Regions from separate parts of the Homo sapiens genome. Here region 1 is linked to region 2. A link is a contact called in ENCODE Hi-C or POLR2A ChIA-PET data. All regions are on one chromosome and are shown on one strand. The core of a region is the stretch at or near the end of the contact, and the rest is flanking DNA. Distances in the headings are between cores, read along the strand shown. Region 1 holds the start of DLEC1 (DLEC1 cilia and flagella associated protein). Region 2 overlaps CTDSPL (CTD small phosphatase like).

Region 1 (3,731 bases), core at 385-2,884, 130 kb after region 2:
TGCCTGGAGGCGAGGCACGGGGCACATCATCTTGGCCCTGTGATCTCTTACTCTGTGGGAAAGAGTGCGGGGGACAGCCAGAGATGGGCCTCTCAAGCACACAGTCCAGGGCAGGCGGCCCTGGCTTCTCAGCTCTCAGGACAGAAAAGGTCCTGGAAAGGACAAAAGAGAGAGCCAGGCCCAACCAAGAGAAGTAGAAGTGGAAGTAGCCCAGGTGTGTGGGCAAGCATGCTAGCACTCATCTCTGGAAGTGGGTTTCAGGATGTAAGGCAAGCAAACTCAGTGTGGAGTAGAAAGTGGTTGGTTGTATCACCTGTGAGCAAAAGCCATGGTGTGCAAATGACAACAGTCAATGTGATGTTATGCTGCTGCCCTGGACAAATGCAGTCCTCTTTTCCATCTCAGTGATGCTGTCATCACCCCCCTGATTGCACACACAGGATACCTGGGAGTCATTCTTGGTGCCTGTTTCTTACCTCCCATTATCCACCAGCAAGTCTTATCAATTCTACTTTTTGGATCTATCTCCAATCCAGTTCCCTCTCTCTCATCCAATCTCCCTTCATCTCTTTCCTAACTTCTGTGCTAGTTTCCTAACTGAACTTCCTGATGCCTCTTGCCTCTCCTGTCTATTCTCATAGCAATCAGAATGATCTTAGTAAAACAGAGCTGACCATGACATGCCCCAGCTTAAGACCCTTGATGAACCTCCTACTGCCCTCAAAATAAAGTCCAAATTCCCTATTGTGGCCTACCAACCCACTTATGATCTGGCCCTAACCTATCAGTGTCATTCCTCCACCCTCACACTCTTTAAGTTCCACTCCTCCTGAATTTCATTCCGTCCTTCCCACATTTTTAAATATTTTGTAAAGATGGGGTCTCCCTATGTTGCCCAGGCTGGTCTCAAACTCCTGGCTTCAAGTGATCCTCGTGCCTCAGCCTCCCAAAGTGTTGGGATTACAGGTGTGAGCCACCACACACACGCTCTTATTTAGGTACTTTTTTGTTTTTTGTCATTCTACTAACTGTAGTACTGCATTGTGGTTTTAATTTCCACTTCTTTGATGACTAATGATGTTCAGTCTACTCCTTCTTTGAAATCTCTGCTTGGTTTTCATTTGTTCCAAGAAGTAATCGCTCCTTCTACAGACTAAGTTCCTGTCCTCCTTTGTAGTTCCATGACAACCAATATTTATCTCCACCTTGGCCTTAACCCACTAAAGTACAGTTGTTTTACTTTTACCTCCACACCCACCGCCATCATCACAAACACACACATACACGACTGTGCACTTCCTGAAGGCAGAAGCAGCATCATACTTCTTTGGTATCTTCAGCAATCAGCACAGACCTGAAACACAATCTTTACACAATAAATATGATGAGTGAATGAACAGTTGCTTAACAAATTAAAGAATGGATGAAGGTAGGTAGTTAGGTACAAGGTTTTGCAGATAGGCCTGGCTGTGTCAATTAAACCTTTCTTCATGGGTCCTCACACTTAGTAAGCTCACTTTTAAAAGGACAATGCTGAAGACACAAATGTTTACAATGACCACAGCGATGACGGGATCCGAGAGAAAGGCAAGGCGGAAGGGGTGAGGCCGGAAGCCGAAGTGCCGCAGGGAGTTAGCGGCGTCTCGGTTGCCATGGAGACCAGGAGCTCCAAAACGCGGAGGTCTTTAGCGTCCCGGACCAACGAGTGCCAGGGGACAATGTGGGCGCCAACTTCGCCACCAGCCGGGTCCAGCAGCCCCAGCCAGCCCACCTGGAAGTCCTCCTTGTATTCCTCCCTCGCCTACTCTGAGGCCTTCCACTACAGCTTCGCAGCCCGGCCCCGCCGCCTCACGCAGCTTGCGCTGGCGCAGCGTCCCGAGCCTCAGCTGCTTCGTCTGCGCCCCTCCTCGCTGCGCACCCAAGATATCTCGCACTTGCTCACCGGCGTCTTCCGCAACTTGTACTCAGCCGAGGTCATCGGCGACGAAGTGAGCGCAAGCTTGATCAAGGCCCGCGGCAGCGAGAATGAGCGCCACGAGGAGTTCGTGGACCAGCTGCAGCAGGTAACGTGGCGGTGGCGTCGCGTCTGCGGACGGTGCCGGGGTCTCAGCGCTCGGCACGCGTCAGCACCTGCCAGGTGCCAGGCGCTGTTCCAGGATCTGGGGCTGCAGTTGAGAAACAGCCCATCATGCCGAAGTGGGCCCGACATTCTAGTGGAAGGACGCTCTATCCATACACACACATGCGCAAATACCACACATACCACACAACGTGCGGCATATATCTGTAGCACCTGTCTATATTTCTCTAGACACATACGTTATATATTGCATATATCAATGAACGACTGCGGCAGACCGCTGAATAGTTGTTCCATGGAGAGGATAAAGCCAAAAGTCACCCGGCTTTGGGGTGCCTTTGTATCACAAACCACAATCTTGACTGGGCCATTCATGCGCAGATTTTAGGAAGCGTGTCTAGCCTCTAGAACAGCAACTCTGCTTCCTCATCTGTACAAGGAGAAAACCAGCTGACTCGCGGCCTCTGTGCTGAGTCGGCCTCTGCTGGCCACACTACTGAAGACTCCCTTAAACTTGTGGGCACTCCTCCCATACCCGATCCTTTACCCCGGTGTGCTTCCTGCCTCTCAGATCTTCTTCTTCTCCTTTCTGTTCTGTCCTCTACCTGCCCCTTAAGTGACATGCATCCCACGTCGTTAGCTTCAGTCATTCCTTCACTTAACACATTTGTTGAATGTCTGCTGGGTGTCATACTCTGTTCTAGGCAGTGGGGATTCAGCAGTGAATAAAAACGCCAGTGTTCGGGCACACCCACACTCACACACGCAACCTGTCCTCTGTAGCTTTCAACCTAACTGAGGTAGATAGACATTAACAAAATGAATACCTATACAGTATGTGAGATACTTACAGGACCAGTCTCGCCGCCTCCACGGGTTATAGGCTTCTTAAAGTGCAGCCAGAGCCCCTGGCTGGGATCCTGTACTCTGTGATTCGTGGGTCACCACATTCACTCTGCTAAGACTTCAGCCTACCCAGCCAGACCTTGCCCTTGAACTTCAGACTCACATCCCTGTCATTCACATGAGCCAGAATATATGGAGCATTATAAACCTATAAACCCCATGACCAGTCACCCAGTTCACTGGATTCTATCTTCTCAGTATCTGTCCCATAAGTAGCCACTATACCAGAGTCTGAATTGGCAAATAGTGATCCCTTTTTTTGAAGAAAAAAAGTAATACATATTACAAATTTTTTTTTTTGACAGAGTCTGGCTCTGTTGCCCAGGCTGGAGTGCAGTGATGTGATCACAGCTCACTGCAGCCTTAACATCAGGGGCTCAACTGATCCTCCCTCCTCAGCATCTGGAGTAGCTAGGACCACAGGTGTGCACCAGTATGCCCAGCTTATTTATTTATTTATTTATTTATTTGAGATGGAGTCTCACTCTGTCACCCAGGCTGGAGTGCATGGCGCAATCTCAGCTCACTGCAAGCTCCACCTCCCACATTCATGCCATTCTCCTGCCTCAGCCTTCTGAGTAGCTGGCGCCTGCCACCACACCTGGCTAATTTTTTTGTATTTTTAGTAGAGACAGGGTTTCACTGTGTTAGCCAGGATGGTCTCGATCTCCTGACCTCGTGATCTGCCCACCTTGGCCTCCCAAAGTGTTGGGATTACAGGCATGAGCCACCACATCTGGCCTAA
Region 2 (3,928 bases), core at 1,057-3,556:
CAGATTGCTGAGAAGAGCCAAGCTGGTTAGGGTTCTTTTCTTGGCTATTTAGCACCAGTTCCCTTTGAGGAAGGGTCTGCACTTGGCCCCTTCTTAGGCATCCAGGAGAAGGAGGAGTGGGGCACTCTATCAGGCATTGAGGAAAGGACCCGCCCAGTGGATGGAAGACCCTAGGGTACTGATCTCACCTGAGATGAGAAAGAACTTCACAGTGTGAAGAGCTGTACAAGGGAGAACTGGCTCACCAGGAGGTGGTGACCCATTGGATGATAAATGGGGGCACCTGTCAAGGGCAAGAGGTCCCCTTCCTACTCCCTGGCTAGAGAACTAGCCCACCCCGGGCTCCCAAAGATCAGTATCTGTGAGTGCCAGACTGAGACTAGACCCTGGGAATGGCATAGCTCACCAGAGCCTTGGTGTTCAGCCTGTGGCTCTCTGCTCAGCCCCCTTTTTATAGAGAAAACGTATGAGTGGCCAGGAGTCCCTTTCTTCCCACATGGCCAGGATATATCTCCCTGTTGCATCAGACAGACCTGATCCAAATCTCTGCTACTTCCTTCTCTGATCTGGGAAAGTCATTTTGCTGCCCATCCTTGCCTCTTAAATGCAATATTACAGCAGCCTCCTAACTGGATTTCCTGCCTCTAGGTCTCCTCATCATCACCCTGTCCATCTTTCCAAGTAACTAGCCAAAACATGACTCAGTCTAATCACTCCTCTGGAAGCCTTCAGTGCCTCCTCACTGCCTACAAGAAACAGAAGGTGGGAGAACCTTCCTTTGTGATTTGACCCCCCGCTGCCTCTCCGAGTCTTGTTACACTTTGTACTGCCCACAGCTTCAAACACGGGGACTCAGAAAACATTTAAAGATGGAATGAATGAATATAAAAAGTAAAAAGCTGAGCAAAAATGCTCTAGTGTTTTTAATTTTGTAGTTACAGAGCTATCATGCTAATATCTACATAAGATTAATCATTGGTAGTGTTTTCACAGTTTCCCTGATACAAGCCTGTTATCCAAAGAATTGGGAAGCCTGCCTTACTTCATAAAGGGGGCAAGGTTTATAGAATATATAAAGGAAATTAAGAGTCAAATAACGTTTTGATCTTTGATTTTGAATTTGTCTCAGATAATGCCTACAAAAAGGATCTCAATGATTCATTCTTTTTTTAGCCAGCCAGTTCTCCAGTCAAGTTTTAAAAGACTTGGAAGAACATGTGATTTTTAAAATATCCTGGAGTTTTTTTCCAGGCCTGGGCAACTCGTGGGTCAATGCACAGCTATTTCTGTATGTAAGTAGGCTGGGAGAATACTCTGTCAGTTCACAAAGGCCAGGGGCCTGACTGCCTGAGCTAGGCTTCCTTCCCCCCCTCCCTCCTTGTGCCACAGCTGGGCACTGCAGAAGTGCAGACATGTTCTCCAGACCTACTTGTGTTTGCATACCTATACCTGCTGCAAGGTGTTTTATTCTGAGTTGTGGTTTCTTTAGATTGTGAGAACCTTGGCTCCCATGTCCAAGGTGTAACACACAGGTCTGAACAACATAGGCTTTGGGAACTGTACCATGGAGAAGTAGCTTTGGAATACACCATTTATAAAAGAGAAATAAACAAATTCCAGCTGATTTGAAAGCCTGATATTTTTCCAGGTTTTAGTCATGCTTATAGGAGAAGATACTCTCAAATCCAATGAAGAGGAGAGAAGAGTATGGACTGGCACCCAGGGATTGAGTTCTCAGCTCAGCTCTGCAAATCGCCCATTGATTTTTCTGGGCCAGGCCTTTCCCCTGCAGAGGCGCAGTACCTTTCAAGTCAGGAGGGTTGGGTTAGTTAGTTCTTGTGCCGGATGTTTTCTGTTTGCCCTCCACATCTACTCTCTGTCCTACCCTGTGCCCTGGAAGCCGACCAGTGGGGACTCTATGAATGGGCTTCTTTGCTTCCTGGCCCCTATTGTGTGCTTTGCCCAGTGGGGAGCACTAACAGGAGATCGGAGGAAGTATTGATTTCTCCTGGCTCCACCCTGTGGCATCACCAAAGGTCTGGGCTCCTGGCAGGCAGCCTTCTCCACAGGGCGCTCTGTCTCAGGGGTCCAGCAGCCTCTCCTTCCTCACCCTTTTGGGCCTAGGCATGTAAATGTGCGACTGTTACTGGTCCCAGACCACTGCACTTCGGTCCGTTCTATAAATGCTTCCCTTATTAAAGTCTCCTCAGATTACTCATTTTGAGAGTGCCATCTGTTTCCTGCCAGAACCCTGCTGGATAAAGTTCCTAAGATCTTTTCCAGCTCTGAAAAAAGATGACCACAAGCAGGGAGGAGCCAGCCCTTTGGAGCTCCTGTTTTTCACTGGTGCCTCCCTGAATGGTTCCCCAAGGTCATGGGAAGGAGGAACTGGTAGCAGTATGATCTCCAGGGCACAGAGTCCCTTAGGACAAGAGCCACTGATGCCCTGGTAGACACAGACTGTTAGGAACCTGATTCCCAAAGAGTGTAAAGTGTGCTGCTGTGCTGCCCACTCTAGTAGTGGGGAGAGGGTAAGGGACAATCCCACCAACTGAGGCTGGACTGTCACTGCCACTCCTTTCTGCCTTTGTGACTAAGAAAGTCACTTCGCCCTCTGAGCCTTTCCTTCCCTCCTAAACCAAAGCTGAGAATACCCACTCTGGCCCACACACAGTGGTTATGAGGTACAAACGAAGGCGTCTGTGTTCAAACTGCTTTGTTGAATGTAAAATGCAGGACTAAAGAGAGTTACAGTCATAAACAGCTTTTATTGTGGTAGGGGTCACAGCTAGGGCACAGAGCCCAGTAGGGACATTACCCCTGCTCCTGTCCCTGCCAAAAACCCCCACTTCCTTTTGTTCTTTCCTGGTATGTGCACTTGCTGAGACATATATGGCTCTTCGAGTGTCAATTTTAGGATCAAAGCATGACCTAAGTGATACCAAATTACAAAATCATGCCATCAAACTGCAGCAGCCGCCTTCTGACATCTCTGGAATTTAGATTCTGACCTTGAGGGTCTTAGGTGGCCATTTATGGCCTTCTAAAAGCAGCTGCTTCAAAATAGGTCTAAGGGAGGAGAATGAAGGAAATTAAGGGCATTTTTAAACCTATACATTCTTAATTATTAAAGTTATCACAGAGACTTCTTGAAATACATGAAAAATACATTCTTGAAAACTACAAATGTCAAGTGCAATTTTCTCTCTAAGGAAAAAATTAAGAGACTTAAAGAACTTGAGTCTTGTTCATTTGACACTGTTGATATTGTTCACCCATATGCATATAGAGCACATGTGCAGGATGAGTGGAGGAGGTGAAGGAGAAAGGATGAAAGAGTGACAGGCTGGGAGAGGACAGAGCATTAAATGCCCTGGGTGGGGGTGTACCACAGTGTATTTATCACACAGCAGTTAGGAACTGTACGTGTATCAGTGTGGGGGAATGTTAAGAACGTAGAGCTTAGTGGAAAAAATAAGAATGAGATGCACAGACTAATATTTCTATAAGTTAAAAATAAGTGCTCAGAAAAGTACAATGCACATTTTTCTAGCACTCCTGTAAACACAAAGATATACTTTAAGCATGTTAGAAAGTTTGCCTGTGGGTTGAGGGGAGTGGAGGTGGGCTGTGAGGATAAAGGGAAATAAAAAAGCATGTATACATACAGCGCATTTGCCTAGATACGGCTAGTGGTGTGCCAGGAACTATCACACATGGTAAATGCGACCCTATGCTCCTGAGATGCAAAACAAACAGAAAGTCTGCAGGGTTTTGTTTTTAAGAAGTCTGAAAGCTTCTACAGTTCAGTTTGCATGGGCTTCCCCATAACCCTCAGTGTAGCAGCTAAACCACAAGTGGTTAATGGAACAAAAGTACCCTTTGTAGGGTCAGAACAGAAACACAGCACAAACGCTGCCTAGAAACC

The links. Hi-C counts contacts between places; a loop is a spot of excess contacts on that map. ChIA-PET counts read pairs that join two places held with the same protein, here RNA polymerase II (POLR2A). Pooled maps may share reads with other maps.
Region 1: a loop to region 2 is called in a pooled map, with 13 times the contacts of the local background. The contact joins the promoter of DLEC1 here to the enhancer-like site in region 2. A Hi-C loop is called at or near these places in 1 of 37 single-sample maps with no recorded cell type and 8 of 50 pooled maps. POLR2A ChIA-PET finds 5 or more read pairs at or near these places in 2 of 52 experiments (HepG2 and PC-9).

The regions. Positions count from the first base shown.
Region 1 is chr3:38,037,574-38,041,304 of GRCh38, forward strand. DLEC1 (DLEC1 cilia and flagella associated protein) reads left to right here and starts at 1,635. Exons shown (of 37, transcript NM_007335.4): 1 at 1,635-2,063. The coding sequence starts at 1,653. RefSeq lists enhancers at 1,700-1,909, 2,200-2,429.
Region 2 is chr3:37,904,226-37,908,153 of GRCh38, forward strand. The region is part of intron 1 of CTDSPL (CTD small phosphatase like); the gene reads left to right. Among named protein-coding and RNA genes, the nearest start is that of CTDSPL, 44 kb to the left of the region's middle. RefSeq lists enhancers at 1-110, 2,519-2,568 and a silencer at 1,773-2,067. Within about 2 kb of position 2,307, at least 10 of the 41 ENCODE cell types and tissues checked have a DNase peak (open chromatin) inside an H3K27ac peak, as active enhancers do.